2 separate regions of the Homo sapiens genome follow, and region 1 is linked to region 2. A link is a contact called in ENCODE Hi-C data. All regions are on one chromosome and are shown on one strand. The core of a region is the stretch at or near the end of the contact, and the rest is flanking DNA. Distances in the headings are between cores, read along the strand shown.

The links. A loop is a pair of places that touch in the nucleus more often than their neighbours do.
Region 1: a map of PC-3 shows a loop between it and region 2 (3-fold over the local background). The contact joins two enhancer-like sites. A Hi-C loop is called at or near these places in 1 of 168 maps with a recorded cell type or tissue (PC-3).

The regions. Positions count from the first base shown.
Region 1 is chr6:128,490,385-128,493,084 of GRCh38, reverse strand. All of the region lies in intron 1 of PTPRK (protein tyrosine phosphatase receptor type K), which reads left to right. Among named protein-coding and RNA genes, the nearest start is that of PTPRK, 29 kb to the left of the region's middle. Within about 2 kb of position 1,349, at least 15 of the 41 ENCODE cell types and tissues checked have a DNase peak (open chromatin) inside an H3K27ac peak, as active enhancers do; they include PC-3, where a contact is called at or near this core.
Region 2 is chr6:128,367,023-128,369,722 of GRCh38, reverse strand. The region is part of intron 2 of PTPRK (protein tyrosine phosphatase receptor type K); the gene reads left to right. Among named protein-coding and RNA genes, the nearest start is that of PTPRK, 150 kb to the left of the region's middle. Within about 2 kb of position 1,307, at least 2 of the 41 ENCODE cell types and tissues checked have a DNase peak (open chromatin) inside an H3K27ac peak, as active enhancers do; they include PC-3, where a contact is called at or near this core.

The sequences.
Region 1 (2,700 bases), core at 100-2,599, 120 kb before region 2:
GAGTGCCTACCATGTGCCAGATATTGTTAGAGAGCAATAAAAACACATATTCCGGCTTCTAAAATACTTACATTTTGGTGGCACATGGGACACCACACTCTGGATTGGGGGAAAATTTGGGGTATGGGTTGCCACAAAAATGAGCAAACATCAGTGTCTCCTGCCCTTTCCAAAAAGCACAAGGGGGCTATCCAAGAGAAGGGAGAAAGCAGGTCTAGGCTTGGAAAGGATAGGTGGAAAGTGTGGCACTAGCAAGGGGTTTTTGGAAGGCAAGGGTTTCCATATGCAAAGATTGGGAGATGGAGTATTTCAGCTGAAGAGAAAACTTAAGACTATTTTCAGGCCAAACAGTCCAACTTGAAGAGTGGGTTATATTCAATAGAGTAGTAGGAGATGAATTAGATACTGAGCATGAAAATAACAGCTATGAACTTGTCCTCATGCCAGGTGCTGCGGCAAGTGTATTTACTTATTAAATACTTCAAAATCCCGTAAAATAAATATTATTGTGTCTCCATGTTACAGCTTCTCTTGGGGCCATATGAGTAATAAAAGACAAATAAGTTTCAAGCTCAGGTCTGTCTGATATAGAAATACTTGATCTCAACCACCATAATATATTGGAATTTTCATTTTTGGATAGTTAGGCTACAAGGTTCTCTTGAAAATTTTGAGTAGGCAGTTGCTTAAATATGTACAATGTAACAGTATGATATATCCCATAATAGTGTTAGATTTGGGGTATTCTGGGAACATGCTGAAGAGGCAAACTACTCAGTTGGGGGTGGATGGATGGAATTTGCCTAGGAGGGGATATCAGCATTGAGACCAAAGACATAGAGCAGTTATCAGAGCCAATGAGGAGGGTTTTCTTGATAGAGAAGGCAGCATGTGAAGGGCCCAGAAGTACGGTACTAGGAACTGCTACTGGTATCTTTGAAGATTCTGTAATAGAGATGAATGTGGCAATTTGTTGGGACTAGATCATGAAACCCTTGGGTGTTATGCAAGGGAATGATGACTTTATCTTGGAGGCAACCTGATGATATGGAAGAGTTTTAGGCAGATAGGCAGGGGAGTGATAGGATCAGACTTCCACAATTAGAAGATTATGTTAAATTCATTTAAACAAATGTGAACAGTAGTGAATCAATTCCCAGGGGAAGTTTCATTGCCAAGTATTCTTCCTGCCGTGAAGATTAGCCTGTTAGTTACCAAGCCGCTTTCGTTTTCAGTGTCTGTGCTTGTGGTCGGTAACTTTTGCTGCTGTTGTTCTGCTGCTGTCTGCCATTCCATTCGCCATCTATCACGCACACAGAACCCTGGCCAGGATCATGAAGGGCGATTGAAAAGGTAACAAGAGAAAAAAAATGATAGATTAATGTAAGCCTGATGTTTGTTTTAGTGGCAGATTTTGGTGTTCACATGAGTGCCTGAGCCTGTCTAAATTAATCTCATATTCTCACCACAGTCTTCTAGCTTGAGAATTGACTGCAGGTAAAAATAATTGGAAATTATTGGTGTAGCCGAAACTGCATTACAGCTGCCAAGTGTGGATACACCGGAGCCAGGCTGCTTTTGTCTGCTTCCTCATAAACATTCTTTCCGCATTCTTTATCAGCACATAATCCTGAGACACAAAAAGCCTTTGTGTCCCACTGGGAATGTGAGAAAATCAAAGCTATCTATTGGTTTTGCTCCTGTTAGGAACCACTAACATTTCTATATTAACCACCCATGTTTTGAATTGAGATAGATGTTATCAGCAAGATGTGTCCTCCATTTATCCCCAAAGATATCACTGTCCCAATACAAGAAATCTTAAAGACAGACTGCAAATGTCTGTTTTCATCCACTTGATGCTGTGATTTGTGGATACTTGTTAGACATGTGAATTTAATGGGGCTTAGCCTAATAGTAAGCATTTATATAGAACTTCCCATGAGCCAGGCACTTGTATAGTAATACATCTAATCATCACCACAGTCATGTGAGGTAGCTATTATTGTTTTATACTGTTTGTTATGCACTGAATTGTATTCCCCAAAATTCATATGTTGAAGCCCTAACCCCCAATGTGATTGTATTTGGAGGTAGGGACTTTAAAGAGGTCATTAAGGTTAAATGATGTCATAAGAGTGGGCCCTAATCTACTATGACTGATGTCCTTATAAAAAGAGGAAGAGACTCCAAGAATGTGTGTTCACAGAAATGAAGACAGAAGACCAGAAGGTGGCTATCCAGAAATCAAGGAGAGTCCTCAGGAGAAACCAGCCTTATTGGTATCTTGATCTTGGACTTTCAGCCTCTGGAACTATGAGAAAATTAATTAATTATTTAAGCCTTCAAGTCTGTGGTATTTTGCTATGTTGGCCCTAGTATACTAATACATACACATTTTGCTGTGTGGGAAAATGAAGGCACAGAGAGGTTGAGCGACTGCCCCAAGGTCACATGGCTAGAAAATGACAGAATTAGGATTTACACATGGGGAGTGTGATTGTGGAATCAATGCTGTTAATCACCATGCTGTACTGCTTCTCATGAAGACAGAACTTCCCAGTATTGGGGCCTGGGCGGTATGACCATATTCTGCCTCTGGCATCTTTCCTCCCCTTATTTTCTGTACCCAGCCCTCTGCGTTCTAGTGTATAATACTCATGGACTGTTCACCTTGGGCTATACTATGTAGGAATGATG
Region 2 (2,700 bases), core at 58-2,557:
AGAGAAAGGTTAAAAATTAAATGAATTTCTAAAGCTTTTTAAAAAATTGCTAAACTTTCATAATCTATTCAGCTTCTCAATACATGTGAGTTTGGAAGACAGTAATTTCTATAAATTTATTAACATTTAACCTACTAAATATAATTCTTTGAACATGGAATACAGCTAAATTTCTTTAAATATTCTTTTGTATGTCAAGAATTTAAGAATAAAGAATAGTCAGTTTTCACATGCAGTATTTTGTTTACCAGGTAGAAGCCTAACTTAAACTCCTATTTATCAGACCAGGATCTGATATATTTTGAATGTCTTATAAAATATCTATATTGTTCTTGTAAAATGTCTATCTATATTGTTCTTATATCTGAGGTTTTACCTGGGGTTCCCTGCCTTTAAACGTTATTTACATATGGAATATTTTCATTTTTCTCTTCAAAGTTAAACTGTACTTTGGAAAAGAGCTCACTCTCTATAATCATTACTGCACTTCTCAAAACTGCCACCTTTTCTTCAGGAATATAGAAGTGGGAAATGATTCTGTAAAATTTCAAGGAAAGAGTGGTGGGACAGTAATGGGGAAATAACCTCTTTCCCTTGGTAAAATGTGTAATATATCTTTTAAAGGCAGGAAACTTGACTTGTGAAGTGATGGTAGAATTTAAACTGCATGCAAAGCCAAGGCTCTTTAAAAGAACGTGAATTAAGTCAACTATGTAGTTTAGCTCTTGGGTGATTTTTTTGTTGTTATTGCTGTGTGTGTGTTTTTTTTTTTGTTTGTTTGTTTTTTGTTTTGTTTTGTTTTTTTAAATAGAGTGAAGAGTTTTATTCTTCTATAGCCTCTGAATAATGGAAAGACTTCCTGGTGCCTGAATTTTAAAGACCATTATTGTAGTCTATAATTGTATTGTACTTTGGAACTAGAGAGTACTGTAGAAACCTAGTCCAAATGCCTTACTTTACAGACATGGAAACTTAGTTGCAGAGAAGTAGCAGTACTTGCTTGGTGAAGAGCACGTAGCTACTTGGAGTTAAGGTGACAATTGTCATGGCTCACCCCTCACTCTAGGTTTTGTGGTCCTAAAGAGTTAAAGGAAAATAATTTCTGACTCAGATACTCCTCATTCCAGTTAGTAGCAATCTTGAGTTAGTAGCATTTATTTTGTGTTAAAAATAAATTGGAAGTGAGTTGACAGGAATGATAAAGTTTCATTGGGGGAAAATTAGGATTATTCAAAGGAAGCTCCAACTAGTCAGAGGAAGCAACCAGTAAAAGCAGGATCTTGGTCATTGGCCTCGTCACAGATTTGTCTGCACTTTGACGTTTTTTTTTTTTCTTTTTTAACAGAACAGTTTATTGTTAATACATCTCTCCTTTTATTGGAATTCCTCTTACATGAATGGATTTTGTTTTGTTTGTTTAAATAGAGTAAGTGTTGATCATGGCTCTATCCCTTTCTTTTCATCTTAGTTCCTCCTTCAGTTTATATTCTCTGCTCTCTGTCACCCTAAATTTATTCATTAAATTTAGTCTCTGCTTTCTGTTGTCCCTGTGTGTGAGCCTTTGCTTTTCATGTCTATATTTCAGTGAAATTGGGACCTGTTAATTTTCTGACACCTGTAGATTTAAATCCAGTGACTTACAAAACAAACTCAGCAATTTTGGAATGAGAGGACATCTGTGCATTTTGCATTATTTTTTATTGTGAACATGGGAAGGTTATGTATGCACATTAGAGAGTCAAATTTCAAAAATTAAGTACTGGATTTGCTTCATTTAATTGCTTTATAAAATTGAACTAACATTGTAAATCATTAAAGTGAGAATATTTTTTCCCGAAGGCTCTCTCAAACTCTCAAGTAGGACATTACTTTGTAATTTTTATAGTAGTTAATGGTTTCCATTTCAGTATTGCTATTATGTGCTAAGAAACCTGTGTTTGATGTAGGGACCTAGTATTAATGAGGCCCAAGTTAGTGGTTTGATTTATATATGAAATAATTTAGAAGGAGAAATGCTCTCTATCACCATACTTAATATTATCTTTTATTGTAGTATTGGCCTTGTGCCAACACTTGATTCGGAGATTAGTCAAAGGTCAGAGGTGATCATACTTGACGGTTTAGATTCTTTTGGAAGCTAAGAAAGCAAACTGTGCCAGGCCCGCCCTGAGACCACTTAAATTTAAGTGAGGGCCAGGGTATTGGTGTTTTTAAAAGTGCTGCAAGTTATGTCAGGTTGGATAATATTGGATACATTAGGTTAAGTCACTGAATTTGTCGATAGTTGGCTTTGAGCCTTCTACTACTTTGGGCCCAAGTGGGTATTCTAATGGCTGGTTTTACATACTCCTTGGATTCTAGAATCCTGTGATATTGGAAATCTCTCTTTAAGTAAATGCTGACAAACTGGTTAGAATTAAATGGGGAGGGTTTGGGATGGAGTCCTGGATAATTCAGCGTCGCCAATTGTCAGTGTTGGAAAACCAGCATGCAGAATATAGTAGAACTGCATTTAAATTAACCATACATCAACAGATATTTATTAAGGGCCTACCATATACCAGGCATGGGGTTAGAAAAGTCAACAGAGTAGTAGATTATTCTTCGCTTATGGAGTTTACATCCTTAAAGAAGGTGGCACATAGAGACCAAGGTACTATAATATAGTAGGTCCAACCCAGCTAGCTTCCCTGCAGTGCT